Linked DNA regions of Homo sapiens: all the other regions are linked to region 2. The links are chromatin contacts, found by Hi-C or POLR2A ChIA-PET in ENCODE. All regions are on one chromosome and are shown on one strand. Each heading gives the region's core, a stretch centred on a gene start or an enhancer-like site at or near the end of the contact. The rest is flanking DNA. Distances are from core to core; before and after follow the strand shown. Region 1 overlaps LOC105372790 (a long non-coding RNA gene). Region 2 holds the start of RUNX1 (RUNX family transcription factor 1). Region 3 holds the start of LINC00649 (long intergenic non-protein coding RNA 649).

Region 1 (4,346 bases), core at 932-3,431, 1.0 Mb after region 2:
AATTCCAAACATCTATGGCTTCAGTTGCCATTTCTAGACTGACTCACACAGAAACGCTCACAAAACATACTCAGCTAAAAGTTCCACACTGAAAACTCATCATCTTCATCCCAAACTTGCTTCTGCTGCTGTCTTCCCCATGTCCATGAATGGACCACCACCCATGAGGTCACTTGAATTGCCTCCACCCGATCACTGAGCTTCCCTCACCTTCATTCCCCACTGCCAATCAACTGTCAGGGCCTGTCCCTTCCAATCCCTTCTAATCCCTCTCCCCATTGCCATAGTCCTAGTTCAGGTCATCATTGTCTTGCTCCTCGACTAGGAAAGAAGCTTCCCCATGGTCTCCCTGTCCCAAGCTGTGTGGAAACTCAGATCTTATCACTTCCATATTAAATACTTCAACTGTCCTTACAACCCTCAGAATAAGGTCCAAGCCCTTGAACTTGGCTTACAAGACCCTTCACCATCTGGCCTTACCTACTTCCCCAGTCTGATCTCTCCATATTCCACCCTCACATGTTAATACTCCAGCCAAACCAAGCCACCTACACTTGGCCTCCTGGTCTTTGCTTATGGTTTTCTGCTCCTGGAATATTATTTCCAGCTCTCCTGGCTGCCCAAATCACACTTACATTTTATATTCATTTATTCCACAAACATATCTTGAGTGCCTGCTATGTGTCATAACCTATCCTAGGCGCAGAGGATGCGGTAGAAAACAAAACAGAAAAATATCTCACTTCATGAGCTTCCACTTTGGTTAAGAGAGACAGACACAAACTATCAGCAAGTGAATACAGGGAGTGCATCAGATAGCGCTAGTGCTTTAAAGAAAAATAAAACAGGAGGGTAAGGGGTTAAGTTTTTAACTAAGCAGTACATGAGAGTCCTCACCGAGGAGATGGCATTTAAGCCTGGCTTGAACATTACTCCCTCCTGGAAGCCTCCTGGAAATTTCCCAAGACCAGGGTAGGCGTCATCTTTATAAACTTCTATGAAGCCTTTATTTACCCATCATAGCACTTACCGCACTTTAAAGGACTTTTGTGTTTGCGTGTGAGTGTCAACTGTAAACTTTGTGAGGACAGAGACTGAGTCTGTTATTTATTGTATATCAACAGCTCCTTGTAGATATATGTTCCTTGAACAAACGGATGCATTGACAGCCTACATTATTTACAAGTTTTATTATACAAAAAATTTATGTAGTATTTATTGTAATGTCCTGTGTTACAAATCACTTTCTCACCCACTGTCTCGTTTGAGAGATGTGGGTCTTATTGTCACCTTTTAACAGACACTCAGAAAAGTTAAGTTTCTTGCCCAGAGTGTCACAATAAAGGCTAAACCCAGCTCAATCACAGCTCTCACATCTTCAGACCCAGAGTGCTTTCTAGAAAAGCCCCCTGCCTTCCTGCATGTTCTAAGAAAACGCAAACCACTAACCCCAGGGCATTAGCCGTCCTCAGCCAATTTTTACTGTTCCTCCCTGAGTTATCATATTCTCATCTCCCCAGAAAACTTCCACCAAATGCTAAAGCCAACATTTAAATCCAAAGGTAAAACCTTCTGGAATTCCTTGATGTAGCCACTGCACAGGCTGGCCTGTGTTCTCATATCAGTTTTCAGAACAATTCTTGCCCTCCTGCAAGTCCACATTTAGCAGATCCACTCAGACAACTACAGAGTGGGGATCAATTGAATTCCTTTCCTAGCTGACACTTTTGAGCTAAGACTGTCTTTTCCATGTGTTAATTTTAAAATGTGGGTTTCATAAAAGCTGCAGGCGGAACAGCAGATGGGGGTCCGTTAGCAATCATTAATATCCTCTATTCGTTGCCTGCCCCCCCAATTGATAAAGTGTCACTCCACTTGGGCAAAAGGGGCCAAAAAGGGAGCGGGGCACAGAAACTCACTGTTCAACAAAAGCCCTCCCATGCAGTGAAGAGCTGGCCCCATCAGAGTGCCTGTGTCTTGCAGGATTTGGAGAAGGGAGCCTCAGCTACCCTCCCTTGAGCGAGGTGAAGTTTGTTGCAGGAGTGATGGGACAGCTCTTGGTAGTTTTCCACTTGCTACTCATGAGTTCTCACCCTGTTTGGCTCTTTGTCACTTGGTCCCATAAAAACACCCACTGCAGGATGCTTGCTCATGCCACCCACCCACCAAATGGCATGTGGCAAAGAGGGTCAGAAGTTCACACACTTCCTCTTTGTTTTCTTGTGTTTCTTTCTGCATAAGCACCTCTCAACAGGCCAAATGGTTGTTGTTGCCACATAGATTTTTGTATTGATGGTTTCCTGCCATCCCCTCATTCTCAAGAGTGGATGGGGGCAGAACAGGGGAGAGTTAACTATTTTGATGAAGAGCAGTTTATAGGATGAATAGGCACAGACAACAAAAGTAAGCCTGGATGCTTTGAAATGAGCTGCTTTGTATTGAAGAGCTTGCTTCTGCCCTGCAATACTTCCTTGCAGTTGAATAGATACTGCAGAGAGTAAACACACTTATCTCTCTCGAGAAAGAAAAAAAATTGTGTTCCCAGGAAGCTGGAAAATTCTCCCATAGGTATAAACATTTAGGAAAAAAGAGATAAGCCGCCTAATTCTAATAACTAGGAATAACCAATTAGGTCATCTGTCCTCACCTCTGTCACTTCTCTCTGAGGCTTGTGGTGTTCAAATTCTGCTACCCTTAACTTTCTAGAAGGAGGGAGAAACACCTCAATTCCTTTCCACTCTTCCGGTTCAGATGGTTCAAACAGCTGGACTTCTTTGACAAAAAAAAAATGACTTTAATCATGATAGAAACATAGTACTTGAAACACAGAACAAACAGAAGAGAAAAACATTTTCTGTGATAGTTTTCTCTTTTGGTTTCTGAAAAGTGAGCAAAATTTTTAATTAAAAAAACCCATAAAATTGCCTTAGGACACTCTCGACACAGATGAGAGAAGACAGTCATTAAAATAAATTACAGAATGGGAAATGGCACCATTACCATTCTCCACTGATTTTTTTTAGAAGTGTCTTTTACCAAAAACCTTTTTGACATTCTAATAAAAGCAAAATGTTTTAAGTTAGGAGTGGCTTTTCAGAGCAATATCCCTTTGCCTCAATGGTTACTAACCAAAATACATGGATAAGATAAATCTGAATAAAAGCAAGAACTAAACCAAACTGAATTAACTTCTTCTCAGCCAGAGGTTAATTTTAAAGCATTAAGCTGAACCATCATTCCTGATGATTGTGGAATGAAGTATTTGGAAGTATACGTTTCATCAACAACTGGGAGACACGGAGTGTGGTTAGGAGAATACCTTGGAATTACACAGTGCTGGGTTCAAACCTGAATTGAGTCATTTCCTAGTTGTGTTCTCTTGAGCAAGTTACCTAGCTTATCTAAACCTGAGTTTCTTCATCCATAAACTGGGAATAATAATAACTGTTTCATCTGTCACAAGGTTGTGAAAAGGATTAAAAGATAATACAAAATGCTTAGAGATACAAAAGGTGTAGTAGGGTGTCTGGTACCTTTTAAGCAAAGCTATTATTACTGTATGGAATATTCAGAAAAACTACTAACTGCTGCACAATGCACACAATTTTTTCCTCATGTGTGCAAGGACTTGAAACTAAAGAATAGAGTTTGGGATCTTCCTACATGGAAGCATGTTAATCATGGTCTCAAAACCAGATTGAACAATATTTGCAGTCAGCTTGCAAACTTTCACAGTATCAGGTCACATGGGATGGTTCTCAGGGTCCCAGGAGAGGGATTGAATTGTGTTGTCCTCAAAATTTATATGTTGAAGCCTCAATCCCCACAGTGAGATTGTATCTGGAGATAGGGCATTTAGGAGATAATTAAGGTTAAATGAGGTCAGAAGGGTGGGGCCCTAACCCAATAGAATTGGTTGCCTTATAAGAGGAGGAAGAGAAATTCCTCTCTCTCTCCCTCACTCCCAACTCCCACCCCAGCCCTGCTATATGCACAAACTAAGGAAAGGCCATGTGAGGACACAGCGAGAAGGCGGCCATCTGCAAGTCAGGAAGAGAGGCCTTACTTGGAAGCCAATCAGCTGGCACCTTCACCTTCCTGCCTCCAGAACTGTGAAAAATGCATGTCTGTTGGTTTAGCCACACAATCTATAGTATCTTCTTACGGCAATCTGAGTTGATTAATACAGAAGGAAAGATATCATTAATTTTACCCCACAACCAGAAAATCGAAAACATGCCTTACTGAGCAGAGAATGCTTCCTCTCTAGAATACCCCTGTCCCACTCTTGAGAGCTGGCCAAATGTACATAAAATTGATGGCTTTATCTGATTTTGAAAGAGAAA
Region 2 (4,610 bases), core at 767-3,266:
CAAAGACCCCACTGGAAGAAATAGATATCTGGCTAGAGCTAGGCCCAAAGAGAAAAGTTGAGAATTCAGGCCGTTCACTGCCTCATCCAAACCCTTCTCCTAAGCATCTGGACACCTAAGGCTAAAAGCATCTGGGGAGTTTCTAAAATTAAATCTCCCAAGGATATTCTGTATGGCCCCTTGAATTGCTAAGTCATTATTAAGTGTGAGTCGACTCTGCAGTGGCAGCTGCACATTACAGCCCTCGGCTCTTAGGGCCCTTCCAGGGAATATTAAGTGTGGGAGAGAAAAATGAACCTGGTTTGGGGTTCAACTCAGGCTTGACTTTATTAGGGAGGGTAACAACACAGGCCCATTATGTTCATTATGTTCACAGGGGATTTGCACTGAGAAGCAATATGAAACACGCATCACATTTAAAGATTCACGAGCCTCATAAAAGAGATGTAGCACTATTATTCTTTTTTAGATGTTAGCAGTGTCAACATGTGGCCAGCTAACTTCTCACAAGTGTAAGAGAAAGCGGTCTGTTGAGTTTCAATTCCTGCTTTAGTCAAAACAGGAGTAAGTAAAAATTGTGTCTGTTCCTTTTGAAAGACTTGTGCCATGGAAGCTACTATCGTTGTGGGTCTTTGTGTGTGTGAAATTAAGTGGATGAGGGAAAACCGAGGGAGTGTTGTGGGAGTTCAGCCTTTCTGAAGTGCCTGTGCTGGCTACTGCAGCTTAGAATCCAGGACTGGCATTTACAACCCATCATCACACAGGTTCTCTTGACCCTATGTGTCGAAATTTCACGTGCGCAGAGTGCTATGGCGGATGTAGGCAGAGCAGAGCCAAATGAATAAGGTAGTAAATCAGGAAAATAAGCCTTTCTTCATCTTGGAACTACAAAACAAAATGACGTTTTAGTTGTCAGCAGGTAAAGCCAGTGGGGCCGGAAAATGAAATACGTGTGACCACAGTGGTTTGCCCACTTACAAAATTATCCTGTTTTTAGCATCTTCAAACAGGCATGTCTTTCTAAGGTAGAGGACGCGCTATATAATATTCATTAGTCAGCCCCAGGAGAAGTGTCTCCTCCTGGTTCCCCTTCTATTGTGGCATCCTCATGTGCTCAAAGTGTAGTTTTACCTACAGGTGTAAATTAGCCTATTGATTTGAATTGAACTAGAGAAAGGCAATACAGGGAGCTTTCCCAAGTGACAATACAAATAAACATCTGCAGAGTAACCACTGCTTTGTCCCAAATACAGAAATTCTCTCTGCTTTGTTTTCCTTTAGCTTCCTAATTTGTGTGTGTGTGTGTGTGTGTGTGTGTGTGTGTGTGTGTGTTAAGACTGTACTATGATTTTATCTCTTTACTGAAAGAGATACATACTAAAGTTGTCCATTTAGGGGGAATAAAACCACATAATTTTGGTTTCATTAAAACAGTCCTTTTATTTCAAAAGTAAAATTCTTTCCCTTTCCCAGGCTTTAAAATACCTGTGAGTTGCCAGCCCGTTGTAGGGGTCAGACTCTCACCAAAACATTTCTTTTTATTTATTTTTCCCTTTTATAGTTTCACTTATGCCATGATAGACGTTACCAAGGACTTAACTCTCCCGGAGCTGATGCCTAGCATTTTAAATGATGGGATCCACATCCTGTCGGAGCAGCGGCTTGATGCCAGCGTTGAATTACTATTGAATAAGCAGCAATGAAATCTTTATCAAAATAATCAGTAGTTCCAAAAACCACAAATAACAACAGGAGCCGAGTTGTACTAAATCAGCAAAGACCATTGAGATATAATAAGTGACTGAGTCACTTTTTTCTACATCCCCCCCTCTTGCAAAGTCTACTCGGCTATTTTCTTGCACAGCCTGGGGGAGGGCAGGTGGAGGGAAGGAAGGGCATTGCTCAGAAAAGAAAAAAAAAAATTGACATCACTTAAGTCACATGATTGGCAAGAACCAATTGAGATGGGCTGTGGAAAGGGGAACAGTTAAATTTGTAATTTGGGTTGTGTGAAAACTTCTTTGGGCCTCATAAACAACCACAGAACCACAAGTTGGGTAGCCTGGCAGTGTCAGAAGTCTGAACCCAGCATAGTGGTCAGCAGGCAGGACGAATCACACTGAATGCAAACCACAGGGTTTCGCAGCGTGGTGAGCATCACCAACCCACAGCCAAGGCGGCGCTGGCTTTTTTTTTTTTTTTAATCTTTAACAATTTGAATATTTGTTTTTACAAAGGTGCATTTTTTAATAGGGCTTGGGGAGTCCCAGAGGTATCCAGCAGAGGGGAGAAGAAAGAGAGATGTAGGGCTAGAGGGGTGAGGCTGAAACAGTGACCTGTCTTGGTTTTCGCTCCGAAGGTAAAAGAAATCATTGAGTCCCCCGCCTTCAGAAGAGGGTGCATTTTCAGGAGGAAGCGATGGCTTCAGACAGCATATTTGAGTCATTTCCTTCGTACCCACAGTGCTTCATGAGAGGTGAGTACATGCTGGTCTTGTAATATCTACTTTTGCTCAGCTTTGCCTGTAATGAAATGGCAGCTTGTTTCACCTCGGTGCAGAGATGCCTCGGTGCCTGCCAGTTCCCTGTCTTGTTTGTGAGAGGAATTCAAACTGAGGCATATGATTACAAGTCTATTGGATTACTTACTAATCAGATGGAAGCTCTTCAGAAATGTTTTAATAAATACTTAGTTATGCTGTTGGAGTGTTCAGTCGGTGCGTGAGAACTTTGTCAAGTGCGAGTAAGTTGTGCTGGTCTTGTTTAAAGGCTTAGAGATTATGAAGCTTGCACGAAGCTCCCTGGGTTTTATTTTGCTGTCCCTTGCCCGGAATGCCTGTGTCTGAGTTATCCTTAACTCGGCATGCTGTGTGGCCCAGAATGCAGCCTGCCCTGGGGCTTAGCAGGCACATGCACAGAGCCAGCCAGGAGGGCTGGTGCCAGTGTGGGGCAGGAGGCGGAGGCTCTCAGATAGCCTTGCACCAGCCTGGGGACTTCAGGGCCAAAGTGGCAAGGCAGCTGTCTCTATAAGGCAGAGAGTACAGGAGACTGACAGACTTGGTTAGGTTAAAATCATCAGCATGGGGCTGTGCTGTGTTTTTCCTTGTAGCCTCAATGCAAAGAGACAACCAGCATCTTTCAAGAGAGAAAGGAAGCAAATTGTGGCATACCGAGGTCTCTCTGGAAAAGGGCAATAGAGAAGTTTCCCGAGTTAAGCATTCTCGCAGCTTAAGTCGTTAGATTACAGGCTTATGAATAGGAACAGCCAGGGTGGAAAACCTGTCTCCATTTTTGAAACCAGCCTCTTGAAATGGACAAAGCTGTGGTTGAGCTGTGAGTGTGTGAGTATGTGTGTGCATGTGCGTCTTGTGTATCTTTCGTGGTAAAAGAGGGCTGTGCTTAAACAAACAAAAATAATAACATAAAATGTCTCAAAGGCATTGCCGTGTGCGTCGGGGCACGCACTCTGACCAGTGCCTGCAAAGTGTATCTTGATGGTTTGGCAAAGCTGAGATGGAGTGGGCTGGGATGGGAGAATAATTAATTTTCTGGCTACAAACTCTCTTGAGCACCCAAATTGTATCTGTGACTCATTATTTATTCATACAGCTAAGTGAGCAGGGGAATGCAGAGGGCTTGCCGGCCACTTTATCACAGCAAATGCTATTGTGAATGCACGGGGCTGTATGTTTCCGGGTCCCTGAAATTAAAAAACTTGATGAGAGAGAGAGAGAGAGAGAGAGAGAGAGAGAGAGAGTGTGTGTGTGTGTGTGTGTGTGTGTGTGTGTGTGTGTGTGTGTGTGTTGGAGATGGCAAGAGAGAAGTTAAAGAGAAAGAGAAGAAAACAAGTCATTAACCAAGCTCAAGTTTCAAATTAAAGAGTTTTCAAGTGCTTCTTTACTGGCAGCAGAGGGAATTTTAGTGAAGTTGAATCATGCAGACGTGCGTTAGTCACTAGTCTTGCAGCGTCGTTTGGTTGGTAACACAGAGACACCGGCCACTGGTGAAAAGCTGCAAACGGCTCCCTGGCTGCATTTCCTCTGGGCTGCTAACAAGCAGAGGAAGCAATATTTGTATAGAATAACAGAAAAAAAAGATCTTCCTGGCTTTACTCTGCTTTCAGTACCCCCTCAGAACGTGTATTGTTTCCTATTTTATCAACTCAGGAAGGCAGATTCAGGAAATTTTTAAGCATTCCATTGAGCAATAGGTTGGGTTTCAGTGTGCAGTGCTGGCCCCTGGGGCTCTCCTTACTGGCCAACGGCAAAGATGGTGAGGGACACGCTGAGCTATGCAGACATCAGGAAATAGCAGGAGTCTGGCTATCTCCCGGACAAGCCCAGGGCTCCTGTGCCCGATGGACACTCAGCTGACCTGCGCTAGGTTAGGAACAAGGGTCGGTTAGCTTTCACGGAGGCAGTGTAGGGAGGGCCTGAGCTCGCACCAAGACTCAAAAGGGATCATCTGGAAAGGTTTTTCCACTCCTTCCTTTCAGTGAAAGGAACTCAGGGTTCTTTAGAATCTCTAATTTGGTAATATAATATTGAGATTTGATGTCAGAGGGCCAAGTGAAATCTTGGCAATTTCCTGGTTAATTTCATCCAAGTGATC
Region 3 (4,658 bases), core at 1,320-3,819, 1.1 Mb after region 2:
CTTCTAGAATATTCTCAGGAAACCTTTAGAATTGGAACACAAATAAGGAAAATTTCCAGGCCCTGAGGACATCAGCAAATCTGGATTATATAAACCCCATTAATTCCAGGGTGAGCAGTGCTGTCACACATCACAAAAGGAAAGACTACTACTCCTTTTGTCCTTGTCACAAATGGACTGACTTGATCCAATGTCCCTAAGATGGTGCCAACTTCATTTCTGATGAACAGCCACTTTGAGAACTGTACTGTGAGGCTCTGCCAACTGGAATGACTTGTTTTTATCATTTTTTTTCTCTCTCTTTCATTGCTTCATTTAATTGCCAAGCTATGACTGGAGTTTGCTGTGTCTTTGGGGCTCAGGTGTACAAGGAATTCCCACAAATTAAAAAATATATTCAAGAAAGCTCAGAGTTTATGAAATTATATGCAACTTAGCTTGATGTTAGTCTAATGCCCATCTCAGTGTCTTCTTGAATGTATAACAAAGAAAAGGTGATTTTTAAAAGTTAAAATTGGTTCAGGCCAAGCATGATGGCTTACATTTATAATCCCAGCACTTTGGGAGGCTGAGGCAGGTAAATCGCTTGAGCTCACGAGTTCAAGACCAGCCTTGCCAATATGATGAAACCTCATCTCTACAAAAAATACAAAAAGTAGCCGAGTGTGATGATGTGCGCCTGTGGTCCCAGCTACTTGAGAGGCTCAGGTGGGAGGATGGCTTGAGCCCAGGTGGCAGAGGTTGCAGTGAGCCGAGATTGCATCACTGCACTCCATCCTGGGTGAAAGCCTTGTCCCAAAAAAAAGAAAAAAGTTAAAATTGATTCAAAGGGAGTTGGTGACAGCTCCTTATAGGGTCAGTCTTGGTTGCTTCTCTATTCCCTACAATTTCTATCATGATCTCAAATAGGCCACTCATATTTGTTTAAAGAGTTCATGCCTGCAATGAATGAATGAATAAAGATGGCTTTCTATCCCATTTCAAGCCATACAATATAGATGATCTGAATTACTCTGCTGTCCTGCAGATTTGGCCTTGGTTCCCAAAGACCACCCCACTAATAGCCCCCTGATTGCTTAAAAACTCAAAATAGCCAGTGCTTTTATCCAGCCCTACAATTCTATCCACAGAACCATAAGCCCGTAGAAATATGCTACCAGCCCAGCCTCCCCCAAGGAGGTGTCCTGCAAAATGAAAAGTATGGCATTCTTTACCACTTTCGGGTCAAGGGGCCATCTCCAAGGTCACACTAATTCATCTGCTACAGACACTGTGGCTGCCTTTAAACCTTGAGCTAGAAAAAGCCTCCTTTATTCTCCAGTCACCTCATCTACGCTTTTCCCAGCCTCTCCGTGGGGTCAGCAGTGACCACTTCCTTGTACCAAACTGCACTGCCCCAACAGAACACCAGCCTGATTTACCAGGATCCTCAAAGCAAGTGTTCCTTTCTGTGTGTTCTTTATGCATAAAAAGAAACAAAATGATTCCTCTGTCACCAAACTTTGCCAATGGTTTTTGGGGTGGTGCATCCCACTGTGGGGTCCAGGAAGATCATATTCTCTCTGGAGCATTTCAAAATCGGACTCCGCCACTCGCTGTCCCACGTTCTGGGAGCACTTCCCCACATCTGAATGTGTTTCCTTGCCCCAACTTTTACTTTCACTTTTGCTCCAGCTAAATAATTATATAAAGAAAAAAATGTAGAATTTATCTTTCTTTTTTTTCTTTTTTTTTTTTTTACCATGTAATTTCCTTTTTCGTGGTGAACTCCTACAAAGCCTCGGCCGTTCTCACATTTTTGTTTGAACCAAACATAAACGCTCTTTTTTATAAAATAAATCTTGCTCTGTGCTTGCTTGCCAATGTGCCCTGATTGCTGATTGTTCTAAAATCACTAGTCTGTCTTCCCTTGTAAACCCCCTGATGAAGACACCCAGTTGTGACTCACCTAGCTGTGGTCCCCTGCAACCAGGTGCCTCCAAAATGGGGCTGGCGTTGACAATAACCATTTCCCAGCTTTTAGAAAGAGGTGACAGAGCTCTGTTGTAGTGTCTGAGCCACAACTCAAGAAGGTAATGAGAATAAGGAGCCAAGATGGCCGAATAGGAACAGCTCTGGTCTACAGCTCCCAGCGTGAGCGACGCAGAAGACGGTGATTTCTGCATTTCCATCTGAGGTACCGGGTTCATCTCTCTAGGGAGTGCCAGACAGTGGGCGCAGGTCAGTGGGTGCGCGCACCGTGCGCGAGCCGAAGCAGGGCGAGGCATTGCCTCACTTGGGAAGCGCAAGGGGTCAGGGAGTTCCCTTTCCGAGTCAAAGAAAGGGGTGACGGACGCACCTGGAAAATCGGGTCACTCCCACCCGAATACTGCGCTTTTCCGACGGGCTTAAAAAACGGCGCACCACGAGACTATATCCCACACCTGGCTCGGAGGGTCCTACGCCCACGGAGTCTCGCTGATTGCTAGCACAGCAGTCTGAGATCAAACTGCAAGGCAGCAGCGAGGCTGGGGGAGGGGAGCCCGCCATTGCCCAGGCTTGATTAGGTAAACAAAGCAGCCGGGAAGCTGGAACTGGGTGGAGCCCACCACAGCTCAAGGAGGCCTGCCTGCCTCTGTAGGCTCCACCTCTGGGGGCAGGGCACAGACAAACAAAAAGACAGCAGTAACCTCTGCAGACTTAAATGTCCCTGTCTGACAGCTTTGAAGAGAGCAGTGGTTCTCCCAGCACGCAGCTGCAGATCTGAGAACGGGCAGACTGCCTCCTCAAGTGGGTCCCTGACCCCTGACCCCCGAGCAGCCTAACTGGGAGGCACCCCCCAGCAGGGGCACACTGACACCTCACACGGCAGGGTATTCCAACAGACCTGCAGCTGAGGGTCCTGTCTGTTAGAAGGAAAACTAATAAACAGAAAGGACATCCACACCAAAATCCCATCTGTACATCACCATCATCAAAGACCAAAAGTAGATAAAACCACAAAGATGGGGAAAAAACAGAACAGAAAAACTGGAAGCTCTAAAATGCAGAGCGCCTCTCCTCCTCCAAAGGAACGCAGTTCCTCACCAGCAACGGAACAAAGCTGGATGGAGAATGACTTTGACGAGCTGAGAGAAGAAGGCTTCAGACGATCAAATTACTCTGAGCTACGGGAGGACATTCAAACCAAAGGTAAAGAAGTTGAAAACTTTGAAAAAAATTTAGAAGAATATATAACTAGAATAACCAATGCAGAGAAGTGCTTAAAGGAGCTGATGGAGCTGAAAACCAAGGCTCGAGAACTACGTGAAGAATGCAGAAGCCTCAGGAGCCGATGGGATCAACTGGAAGAAAGGGTATCAGTGATGGAAGATGAAATGAATGAAATGAAGCGAGAAGGGAAGTTTAGAGAAAAAAGAATAAAAAGAAATGAGCAAAGCCTCCAAGAAATTTGGGACTATGTGAAAAGACCAAATCTACGTCTGATTGGTGTACCTGAAAGTGATGGGGAGAATGGAACCAAGTTGGAAAATACTCTGCAGGATATTATCCAGGAGAACTTCCCCAATCTAGCAAGGCAGGCCAACGTTCAGATTCAGGAAATACAGAGAACGCCACAAAGATACTCCTCGAGAAGAGCAACTCCAAGACACATAATTGTCAGATTCACCAAAGTTGAAATGAAGGAAAAAATGTTAAGGGCAGCCAGAGAGAAAGGTCGGGTTACCCTCAAAGGGAAGCCCATCAGACTAACAGCGGATCTCTTGGCAGAAACCCTACAAGCCAGAAGAGAGTGGGGGCCGATATTCAACATTCTTAAAGAAAAGAATTTTCAACCCAGAATTTCATATCCAGCCAAACTAAGCTTCATAAGCGAAGGAGAAATAAAATACTTTACAGACAAGCAAATGCTGAGCGATTTTGTCACCACCAGGCCTGCCCTAAAAGAGCTCCTGAAGGAAGCGCTAAACATGGAAAGGAACAACCGGTACCAGCCGCTGCAAAATCATGCCAAAATGTAAAGACCATCGCGACTAGGAAGAAACTGCATCAACTAACAAGCAAAATAATCAGCTAACATCATAATGACAGGATCAAATTCACACATAACAATATTAACTTTAAATGTAAATGGACTAAATGCTCCAATTAAAAGACACAGACTGGCAAATTGGATAAAGAGTCAAGACCCATCAGTGTGCTATATTCAGGAAACCCATCTCACATACAGAGACACACATAGGCTCAAAATAAAAGGATGGAGGAAGATCTACCAAGCAAATGGAAAACAAAAAAAGGCAGGGGTTGCAATCCTAGTCTCTGATAAAACAGACTTTAAACCAACAAAGATCAAAAGAGACAAAGAAGGCCATTACATAATGGTAAAGGGATCAATTCAACAAGAAGAGCTAACTATCCTACATATATATGCACCCAATACAGGAGCACCCAGATTCATAAAGCAAGTCCTGAGTGACCTACAAAGAGACTTAGACTCCCACACATTAATAATGGGAGATTTTAACACCCCATTGTCAACATTAGACAGATCAACGAGACAGAAAGTCAACAAGGATACCCAGGAATTGAACTCAGCTCTGCACCGAGCAGACCTAATAGACATCTACAGAACTCTCCACCCCAAATCAACAGAATATACATTTTTTTCAGCACCACAC

What was found. Hi-C counts contacts between places; a loop is a spot of excess contacts on that map. ChIA-PET counts read pairs that join two places held with the same protein, here RNA polymerase II (POLR2A). Pooled maps may share reads with other maps.
Region 1: a loop to region 2 is called in a map of natural killer cell, with 7 times the contacts of the local background. The contact joins the enhancer-like site here to the promoter of RUNX1 in region 2. A Hi-C loop is called at or near these places in 1 of 168 maps with a recorded cell type or tissue (natural killer cell), 2 of 37 single-sample maps with no recorded cell type and 5 of 50 pooled maps.
Region 3: a loop to region 2 is called in a map of CD8-positive, alpha-beta T cell, with 6 times the contacts of the local background. The contact joins the promoter of LINC00649 here to the promoter of RUNX1 in region 2. A Hi-C loop is called at or near these places in 2 of 168 maps with a recorded cell type or tissue (CD4-positive, alpha-beta memory T cell and CD8-positive, alpha-beta T cell), 1 of 37 single-sample maps with no recorded cell type and 11 of 50 pooled maps. POLR2A ChIA-PET finds 5 or more read pairs at or near these places in 1 of 52 experiments (activated CD4-positive, alpha-beta T cell).

What each region holds. Positions count from the first base shown.
Region 1 is chr21:34,020,911-34,025,256 of GRCh38, reverse strand. The region is part of intron 2 of LOC105372790 (a long non-coding RNA gene); the gene reads right to left. Among named protein-coding and RNA genes, the nearest start is that of MRPS6, 50 kb to the left of the region's middle. Within about 2 kb of position 2,181, at least 7 of the 41 ENCODE cell types and tissues checked have a DNase peak (open chromatin) inside an H3K27ac peak, as active enhancers do; they include natural killer cell, where a contact is called at or near this core.
Region 2 is chr21:35,046,708-35,051,317 of GRCh38, reverse strand. RUNX1 (RUNX family transcription factor 1) reads left to right here and starts at 2,016. Exons shown (of 9, transcript NM_001754.5): 1 at 2,016-2,150; 2 at 2,360-2,476. The coding sequence starts at 2,419. RefSeq lists enhancers at 2,174-2,293, 2,654-2,793, 3,999-4,058.
Region 3 is chr21:33,929,033-33,933,690 of GRCh38, reverse strand. LINC00649 (long intergenic non-protein coding RNA 649) reads right to left here and starts at 2,569. Exons shown (of 3, transcript NR_038883.2): 1 at 1,949-2,569. RefSeq lists an enhancer at 2,275-2,916.